Linked DNA regions of Homo sapiens: region 2 is linked to region 1. A link is a loop called in an ENCODE intact Hi-C map of the cell type or tissue named here. Cell type or tissue: heart right ventricle. All regions are shown on one strand. Links, peaks and the distances in the headings refer to the core of each region. The heading gives the core; the rest is flanking DNA.

Region 1 (5,464 bases), core at 337-5,336:
CAACGTGGCATTATATGGATTTATATATTATAATCTTTCTTCAGAAGACATTAAAGCCACTTGCAATAATTTAATTAGTAGTGACCAAATTTGTATTTTGAGCTAGGTAATGTGCTAACTGTGTTTTAGTGAGATAAGTAAAAATAGAATGTTCCCTGCTATCTAGTCCTTTAATGAACAGATTGACTAGCACATGAGAAGTCAAGGGCCAAATTCTGTGAAATTAGCAACTGATGCTGCTAACATAGAATCTAGAGGTAATGATGCAGAGCACTGCAATAAGGTTTTCTGTAGAAGTGAGGAGTGGTGTATAAGTGTAGAAATATATACATGTAATGATGGACAGTCACACATTTTCATTTTAGCATCCTACATGCAGGATTTGTGCTTTTATTTGTGCTCACACATAAGGCTCACAAGCGACCTTTTCTTCCAATAGGGGATACTAGTTACTATGTCAAATGCAAGTTGACTCAAAATTAGGAGTAGGCTAACTCCAAGTTTCTGGGCTACTGTTTATATTGAATATGTTAGTTAAACCAGACCAAAATGTGGTTTGACAAATTTAATTTTCTACTGACCAAACTGACCACTTATTTTGAATTTGTATGGATACTGCCTTGGAGCATAATTCTTGCCACAAGAACAAACAAAATAAAGCAGAACACTTTTACAGGAAATATATTAAGGACAGACTTTCCCTAGTGAGAGTGCAAGAACAAGTCAAAAGAAAGACTTTTAAAATAATTATTCTGAAGTTTTAAAAGTTATTATTTTATGTTAATAATTCTTCTGTGTTCTTAATTGTCTGAAAGCAATTACTTATACTTGGTGATAATTTATGCAGTCAGCAATATTATATATAACTTGCCTTATGATAAATGCACCAATAATTTGAGGAGAAACACATAAACTTTACATCAGAAGCTTATATGTTTAAAAGCTTTACATTAAAAAACTACTTCTAGCAAGGAAATAAGTTGACCCAACCTTTTATTATTTTACCTAGCAATTGCTGTTAGCACTTTTCAAGTTGCTTTTCAAAACAAAAATAAATTGCATTTAGTAAAAGAATCTGGGTACAATGTCTGGGACATGAGAGTGAATATGCTATTATCTATTACTAAAACCAAAGGGCCGTTTTTCACTTTAATTGGGCACATAGCTATCATTTTAAAGAAGATTACAATATTATTTTAAAAATAGTTACTATGAATAAGAATTTGGAAGGTGCAGAAAACTATGTTTGAAATGAACAGTATATATATCAGGTCAGATATACAGAAATGTATACCAGGTTAATATACAGATAAATAAAACTATTTTATAGCCTATATGTAGAGTTTCTTTCAGTATTTAATAATGTATTTTCTCAAGAAAGCCAAGTAACATAAAAAATAATTGGCCAAACATTTGCCTATTTTAAAAATTCTTATATCCTGATGGATTTAGATCTTCCTGCGAACTTAGTATTTTCTTACAGATATTCATGAGTGTTGGAGGGGTGGCTATTGCTAGAATAAAGTGCTAGTACTGGCTAGTGAGCTATGTCATGGACTAATTCAAATGGATTTTTAAATCCAACAAAATTATAAATGCTTACTTTAAATGGGAGTACACAATGAACTTTCTGAGGGGAAATACCTTCAATAGAGTGATCATATGTCCTAGTTTTCTGGGGCAGTCCCAATTCATAATTTCAGGCTCAAAAATGCTCTGGTTTGAAGAAAAAAATATTATTCAGTATATGGTGAACTTAGCCATACTTATCAATAGAGCAATGACAAGTAGCACATAAATACTAAGAGTGTGTGAGTAATTTATTTGGGAAACCCAAATCTTCTTTCCAGAAGAGTTTAAAATAGTTCTTACTATTTCTAGGATGGTTTTAGTTAGCATCAAAAAAGATGCCCTTTTTAATTCTGGATATGCATTTAATGTGGATTTATTCTGAAATGCCTCTTATTTGCTAAATATCAATCTTGATTGTGAAAATAAAAGGTTTATTTATATTTGTATTTAGGCATTTCGACTTAAGTAGTATTTGATTAAATGACCAATCCCTATATTTTACATAAATAATTTAATCATTAAGTTCTAAAGATGCCAAATAGTATTCATGTCTTTCCAGTTATAACGAACTATTTTCTTCAGCTATCATCATATTTATATAACTTGTAAAAACATTAGCAACTTATATTTTTATTTTCTTTAAAAGCTTATTCATATTTAATGTTAGTCAATAACATACAGTGAGACTTTAAACATTAATGACTATGGAACTGTATGTAATGCATATATTGAAATGTATGATGGATTTGCCTAGGAACCCTTAACACCTTTGAGAAAGTGTCACATCTTTCTTTTTACAGTTTTGAGGAATCTATAGTGTCATCCTGCCATCTAGTGTTAGACATTCTCAAATTACAAAAAGTTGTTCTCTGACCAGAATAAAAATGAAATTCTATTGCTTTTTCTCTAATGAAAAAAATCTCAACAACTAGGGAATATTTCTAAGAAAACAGTCTATGTACTTGATAAATATAGTTACAAGGGGCAGGTACTTAATGTAGACTATACAAATTAAAGCCCATATAGTCAATGGAGAATATGTATTTCATCGAATTTTAAGTGCAAAGGAAAACAATGATGTAATAAATGTTAAATCACAATGTAATTTTAAAATTACAAATTAAGATGGCATACCTTCTTTTGTCTTTCTATGTATTTATCACTCCATCTGTATTCATGATTCAAAGCTAGAGATGGCTAGACCAAAGAAGACTAACTCCTACATATCTGATCAGGAATACAAATCAAATCATTGAAAACTAACAACAGAGTGATAAATGTCTCTCATGTCTGATAAACAAGGCTCTCACTATGTTAAAGCATGGAAAGCATCTGTTCCACCACTATCTGTTGGAAACAAAATCAATCATTAATTCACTATGATCCTGCTCTGGCTTAATGACTCCCACCCTGCTAACATTGCCATAGCCAGTAACTACTTGCATTTGCCACCTGAGGGCATGGGAACTGGCCCACCTAGTATGATGTAGCTCCTCCTAACACCAGTGTATACTATTTTGAAGCCTAAGGATTGTCTCACTACTGCTACTGCCATTGCCCATGCCACACATGATTCCCAGGGGACTAAAAGCCCACCCACCTGCCTTGCCCAATATTATCTCTGCCACTACCTGAGGAGAGTTGCTTGAAAGCCCCCAAATTAGCCTGTTTGCACCTGCTAACATTGATGTCCATGTGGGCTAACCAGAGACCCAAGGACAGGAACACTTGGCCCACCACTGCATCCACTGGGTCCTGAGGACTGGCCCAAGCAGAGTCCCTGTTCCCAGCAAAATCTCACCACAGCCTGCAACAACAACTGCAGCCTAAGCCACTGAGGAAATCACAAACACCACTGATGTTATTTGTAGCTGCAGATATTACACAGAGACTACATTCTCAAAATCAAAGCTAAAGTGTCCTACCCAACAAATACCATAGATATGTCTTCAGGAAAAAGTCTTCCCCTATGAAAGCCAGTTCAATGGACAAAAATAGAGAACCCAGAAATATATTTACATATCAAACTACCATCTAGTTTTCAACGAAGGCACCATTCAATAAATAGTACCAGTATCCAGAAAACTGGATTACCATATGCAGAAGAATAAAACTAGACCCCTATCTCGTATCATATATAAAAGTCAACTCAAAGTGGATTAGAGACCAAAATATAAGTCTCAAAACTGTAAAACTACTAGAAAAAAATAGGAGACACATTGATCTAGTTAAAGATTTTATGTATAAGAAGGCAGAGGCAATAAAACAAAAATAAACAAATGATACTATACTAAATTAAAAACTTCTGTATAGCAAAGGCAACAATCAACAGAATAAAGAAATAACCTGTTGAATGGGGGAAAATATTTGCTACCTTTTCATCTGACAAGGGACTAATAACAGCAAAAACTAATAACTCAATTAACAAGTAGGCAAAGAACATGAATAGACATTTTTCAATAGATGACATACAAATAGTCAACAGATATATTTTTAAAATGCTTATTATCACTGATCATCAGGGGAATGAAAATCAAAACCACAATGGGATGTCATCTTACTCCAGTTAGAATGGTTACTATTAAAAAGACAAAACACAATAGATGTCGGTGAGGATGTGGAGAAAAAAAAAAAGCTTATGTATTGTCAGTGGGAATGTAAATTAGCATAGCCATGATAAAAAACAGTATGGAGATTTATTTAAAAACTTAAAAACAGAACTACCATATGATCCAGCAATCCCACAGTATTCACAGGAAAGGAAATCAGTTTATCAAAGAGATATCTGCACCCTATGTTTATTGCAGCACTATTCATAATAGCCAAGATATTTAATCATCGTAAGTGTCCATCAGTGGATGACTAGATAAAGAAAATTTGGTTTACCTACACAATGGAATACTACTTGGCCATAAAAAGAATGAAATCTTGTCACTTGTAGCAACATGAATAGAACCGGAAATCATTATGTTAAGTAAAATAAGCCAGGCACAAAAAGTCAAATATTGCCTGTTCTCTCTCATATGTGAAAGGTTAAAAATTTGATCTCCTGGTGATAGAGACTAGAATAATAGTTACTAGAGTCTGGGAAGGGTGGGTGGGGGATAAAAAAAAAAGATTGGGTAGTGGTTACAAACATACACTTAAATACAAGGAATAGGTTCCAGTGTTCAAGGGCAAAGTAGAGTGACTAGAGTTAACAACAATGTATCATATATTTTTAAATGGCTAGAAGGGAGGACTTGAAATGTTCCCAATATAGGAAAATGGTAAGTACTCAGGTGGTAGATACTTTAAATACCCTGACTTGATTGTTACACATTCTGTGCACCTAACAAAAGACCATATGTACCCCATAAAATGTGTGACTATTATATAACAATTTTTTAAATATGTGGAAGAGGCATCAAAACAGAGTCTGCTACAAAGGCTGTTGCAGGTAGGCAACACTTGCTCAAGTGCTATACTTGGATTGCTCCTAGAGCTTGGAGACCAGTGAGCAAGAAGAGAGACACATATGTGTACATGAGGACACAGAATGTAGGGCCATGTTGACTGGGGTAAGGAATTTGTATTTTACTCCATGTGCAAGGGGTCATATAATCCAAAGTATGTTTTAGGAACATGCTGGTGGGTCTGGATGAGGTTTGGGTCAGGAGAAAAGTACAAAAACTTTCTCTAGAAATTTTTTATGACTTTCTACAAAGTATTAGTTGAAGTTAATATCCTTAGTTTTAATCACAGTCCCTTATATGTGATACTCTTAAAATTCATTTCTCATGGCATTTTTAGATTCAGAAAATAAAAATGCTACAATTAAAAGGCTCTCTTTTTTGGATTAATTGTAAGGAAGGATAAAACTAAATTTGATTTTGGATTATGTCAACTATTC
Region 2 (5,464 bases), core at 197-5,196, 150 kb before region 1:
GTTCAGCCTTTTATCACTTGGTGTTTCAGATAAGAGATCTGATAAATAAATAGCCTTAAATTAATTATCAGAAGATCTGTTCATCTTTCATCTGTTAAAATATGTCCCACAGTTACAAAGTAATTAAAGTTCAAACACAAGTGTAGGTATAAAATTTTAGTGGCTTAAAACTGTCAAGCATTTGTTTGTAAATATCCCTTGGATGAATACAGTCAATTCTCATCAAGCTGAAAGATGGGGATGGTTTTGGTGTACACGAGTTACTGATGAGAAACTGAATAACGCTGTCTGGAAAAAAAGAGCAATAAAATACCAAAATACTCTTAACTAATAGCATAGAGAGAGAGAGAGGAAGAAATAGCTTCAGCTAGACTGCCCAGAGATATGTCTCAGCAAAATGAGCTTCTGTTACTGGGGCTGATCAAGAATGCAGGAGATAGATATCATGGGAATAAGAAAAACAGTGCCTGAATGGTACATCAGCTTGACTTGATGGCCCTCTAGGGCTTTCTTGTTCTTGTATGAGAATGTGCTTCTGTGTTCATTCATCAAAGATGGCGCTATAGCATTTCATCATAGCAAAAACATATTTTTAAATTGAGCTCTCATGGAATCTGTTATACATGGTTTCCTCATATGACACTTATGATTTGATGCTTCTGCTTCCAAGGTAATCTTACATAACTCACCTTGAATTTCATTTACTCTACTTGGCCAGAATTATATAATACATGAGATTTTACATACGAGAAAATCATTGACTAATAAGGTTTTATGAGTCAAAACAATGAAACTTTCCAGCTAACAGAGATTTATTTTCTCCGTTAACCTCATCATATTGATTTATTGTTCAGAATTATTTAAAACTAGACAGTAATTTGCCTCCTTCCACAACTTTTTTCTTTTTATCTATCACTTTGTTATTGTTTTTTGAGAATTCTTCTGGACACAGACTTGTGCCAGAAAATTCAAGTAGTTAAAAAACAAGTAACTCATATGAAGCATATTTTCAAGTACATTTTAGTATCAGGATAGAGGGCTCAGAAATGCACAAAAAGAACTATAGATACAGCTTAAACATGTTAAGAATCTTATAGAGAATAATCAAGCTAGTATGACAACACCAAGAAAGGATAGAGCATATGCAGGCATAACTAAAAGATTAAAGAAAGCAGTAAAATTAAAATAGTTCATAAACATTGATAGAAATTAAATTAATGGGGTTGGAAGAGGAGTAGGACAAAAAAACAGTGATTTTAGGGGGAAATGAAATCCACTTTGGCTGACATAAAATATTTAAAGAAATAGTAACAGAGTAAATGAGAACAGATCTTAGGGAAGTCTAAATACTGAAAGCCTGAATTTTAGTAGGCAAAGGGGAATGTGAAGAATTTGAACAGCTGACTGTCATATAAGATAAGCTTTAGGAACATCTTCTGACTTGAAAAATGTCTGAAATGTTCTTGGTGTCTTTGAAATTTAGAAAACTACATGGATATGTCTGAACATGGCTTTTTTTTTAACAGCTCCAAATCTCCTGTTCATTATTGCACTGTAGTCAAAATACAGTATTTGCTTCTGGTTTCTCATCTTGTTATGGCTTTCTACATTGTTCTACTTAAAACTCAAGATATTTTCCAAATGTGTCCTAATTATTTTGCTTTTGGCAACCCTAGTCTAATTGCCACTGTCATGTCATCCTCTACTTCAGTACATAAGTCAAGAAGTAGGTATTTAATTCCAAAATGCAATTTCAACCACGCTACTCTTGTACTAAAACTCTTTTAATGGCTGCCTATTGTTTAATTGACTACAGGTTTAAATCTAAGATCTTTTACCAAGAATTTAAGTACCTTTGTGATCTGACTCATGTCTTTCTTTCCAGCCTTATTACTTGTCCTTCTCAGAATTTTTTTCTATGTAATAGTCATTAAATAATAATTTCTTTCCATGTCATGCCCTCATATCTTTGAATCTGCCATTGTTTCCACCCAGAATGATTTTCCCTCCTTTGTCTGTTTTTATATCTTCCATTCTTTCTTGATAATATACTATAAGTATGCAGAAAGGCTTTTTCTTCTGACTTTTGCAGGCACAGTTAGTCTTCCTCTAAAATGTGTTCACAGACCCCCAGTACCACTTTTGGAAATGCAAATATTTGTTCCACTAGACTGTAAGTTATTTGAGTCAGTGCCTCTCCAGGTTAGTAGCGGAAATATAGCAAACATAAATTTTTGTTGAGTGAATGAATAAATAAAGTATCCATTCTACAGGATAGAAGCAGATACAAAACAAACATAAATATCTGTTGAGCAGATGAATGAATAAATAGGTATATCAGAAGGTTTTATTGCAAACAAATAAGAAAAATATGTGTTTATGGTAATTAGTGTATAGCTATGCTTTTAACTTGAATCCTCCTTTAGTTATTGATCATTTCTGATAATTTGGCATAGTTGAGATAATCATGGACACAGGACAAGTTTTATTGCTGCCATTAATTTAAATGTAGGCAGTTACAGTAATTTATCCTGTAAGTATTCATCTTCAGCCTGCTTAAATATTATAGAAAGAGCAATAATTGCTATAGGCAGGAATATTAAAAATGGTGATAGATAGTAGAAACCTGAAAAGGGTTAAATCCACAGAGATCTGAAAATTGGTTAGTTTGTCAAATCAAAAGCATAATGATTGTGTATCAGAAGAGGGCAGCAAAGTGCAGCCCAGGCCAAAAATCTGAACTTGACCAAGTGCCCTGATGTGAGATGAAGAGTATGACTAAAGACCCCTGGAGAGTGAGTGCAACATTTAGCAATAGAGAAGTGTAGGAGAACCAAGAAACTAATCCACTGTCTTTGTACCAAGGGCAGTAGCCAATATAATATATAAAATTTTATAAGAATATAAAAGCAGTATTGTTTTCACTCTCATTATCACATTTTAATCTTTGAAACAATTCTCCATGGCATGGATAACTAGATACTGTGTGTGGGAAACAATACTCAAAGAAGGAACTACTAGGAGAGACCAGAGCCAAGACTACTCTTAGATAACCCAGTCTAGGTGAGCATGAGGAGTGTCAGGTTGAGCAGAGGGAGAGTCTTTAAGGTTTCAGTCTAAAGAACAAAGGCCAAGAGCAGGGTCCAAGTATCACAGCAAAAGGAGAGCAGCAGGAAGCCAGAATTAGGGGACAGGTTGAGAGTCTGGATACATGATAGCTTTTGGATGGGATTGTGGGGATTAATTCTGAAGTCTTGGATAGCATTCCTCCTGACTAAAGATGACTTGTCATGCTTGTATCAGTGTGAGAACTCACATGGCTAAAAGAGATTTGTCCCGTTGGAAAACAAACCTTTTGATATTTCTTCATTGCCCAAAGTTATTAGTATGGCATTTAAAGTTGAGAATGATCTACTAATAACATTGCTATTTGTAGTCTTACTGCCTTCTTCCTATTTGATGCACTTACAGCATTTTATATATATTTCCTTTGTATAATTTAAAACATTGTATTAAACTTTTGGTTGATATATCTTTTCTCCCCGTCTTGTAGTGAGGTTGTTTCCAAAGGTAAATGTAGAATAGTGTTTTGGCTCTCCAGCATTTTTGTTGAATGAGTATGTTATTAGTACTTACCTCAGTATAGATGAATATGTTTTTTGCACTGTCATAGAGCATAACATTTTGCAACCAAATTATAGTTCACTGTCTACTTGTAACTAAAGTGATCATTACAGCCAAAATTAACACAAGTATTTTTGTATTGCAATGACAGAGGGATTCTTTGAATTGGGGCCTTATTATTAGAGGAAGTAAGTCCTAAGAAGCTCTATCGTTCCCATAAGCCTGTCAAAAAACTGCCAATGCTCAGGACTTTAAACATTTCTGCTGTTTTAATAATATTTGCACAAGGGCATAATCAGAAAGCCACAATTAAAATACACATTACAAGTGCTTACCTATCCATCTTCTCCCTTGCCCTCTATTATTTTCGAAGCCCTAATGACAAAAGAGAAAATTGCTCCTACCAGATTAAAACCTTTTGGTTTCTTTTTTACTAATAAACACGTTTTTCCCTTGGCACTCACAAAATGTAAATATTTACTTTGTAGGTTATTTTAATTATTGGATTACTCTCTGAATTATTTGAGTCACACTCAGTGCTTTCTAATTATTATCACACTTGTTTACATTTCTCTTTCTTAAATTTTAATCAGTGTATTTTGTGCTCAGTGAAGTAGCATGTCTAAAACATATTGCTTCAGACAGAAAATTAATATTGCTCAAAGATATAAAATTAATATTAATATTGGTTCAAAGATAGAAAATTAATATTGCTTTTAAAATTAAAAGTTAGGAGAACTACTTACTGAAGGCAAGCTTTATGCAATCTCTTACTCATTTTAACTGATTTAATAACAGAGCCCATATACCAATATCATGGTTGAAAGGCTTTGTGGAGAAATATTATTTTAACCACTGAAGTACCAAAAATAAACCTTCTGAAGCCATTGCTTAATTTCATATCTATATTTTAAAAGCATATCATAGGACATGGATGAAGCTGGAAACCATCATTCTCAGCAAACTATCACAAGGACAAAAAACCAAACACCGCATGTTCTCAGTCATAGGTGGGAATTTAACAATGAGAACACTTGGACACAGGAAGGGGAACATCAGAACCCGGGGCCTGTTGTGGGGTGGAGGGATGGGGGAGGGATAGCATTAGGAGATATACCCAATGTAAATGACGAGTTAATGGGTGCAGCACACCAACATGGCACATGTATACATATGTAACAAACCTGCACGTTGTGCACATGTACCCTAAAACTTAAAAGTATAATAAAAAAAGAAAAGAAAAAAAAAAGCATATCATAAATTGTTATGGATTCATTCTTCTCTTGAAGAATATTTTGCTTGATTTTGGTTTTAGCTGATATAACATAAAGTTCTGAGATTAATAAAAAGTAATTATTATAGTGTACCCCCAAATTTTTTTCTAATATTTTCTGTTTTAACCAAGTCTGTAATGCTTTCAGTGATTATATGGAAAGCAGCCATATAATTTAGATTTTTAAATGGCATAATCAAAATTTGCCCTTTGTTCCTAAAAGGACTTTCCATTTTAATAACAATACATTTATGAATGTATGCTAAAGTATAAAATGTTCAAGTATAATATTTCTGCAATTTTGTTGACAAATTAAGGCTAACATAAACTCTGAAAATGTACTGTTTACTATTTCCGCTTCCAGTATCTAAACATTTGAAGAAATGTTTCGAACTGGAGCGAAAGTATTTTATACTTGTGTCGTAAGTTTTCCACAGACCATGACATAATAAATTGTATTTTCTATTAATTTCAGAAGTATATCTTTAACATTGCAACACAATTCTAAATAAACAGGGAAAACTAACCTGAAGAAAGAAAATCATATGTTTCTTTCCATTAACAACT

The links. A loop is a pair of places that touch in the nucleus more often than their neighbours do. Peaks named below come from ENCODE experiments on the same cell type or tissue, not always from the same donor. Only the 100,000 strongest peaks of a DNase experiment are listed, where the experiment ranks them.
Region 2: a loop joins it to region 1, with 7 times the contacts of the local background. A loop is called at or near these places in 40 of 110 quality-filtered maps.

What each region holds. Positions count from the first base shown.
Region 1 is chr2:187,450,860-187,456,323 of GRCh38, forward strand. The region is part of intron 2 of CALCRL-AS1 (CALCRL and TFPI antisense RNA 1); the gene reads left to right. Among named protein-coding and RNA genes, the nearest start is that of CALCRL, 5.3 kb to the left of the region's middle. In heart right ventricle, for the core only: a CTCF peak has its summit at 2,397 (motif pointing left); no DNase peak of the experiment used is centred there.
Region 2 is chr2:187,296,608-187,302,071 of GRCh38, forward strand. The region is part of intron 2 of CALCRL-AS1 (CALCRL and TFPI antisense RNA 1); the gene reads left to right. Among named protein-coding and RNA genes, the nearest start is that of CALCRL, 150 kb to the right of the region's middle. In heart right ventricle, for the core only: a CTCF peak has its summit at 2,707 (motif pointing right); no DNase peak of the experiment used is centred there; H3K27ac peaks cover 1,672 bases.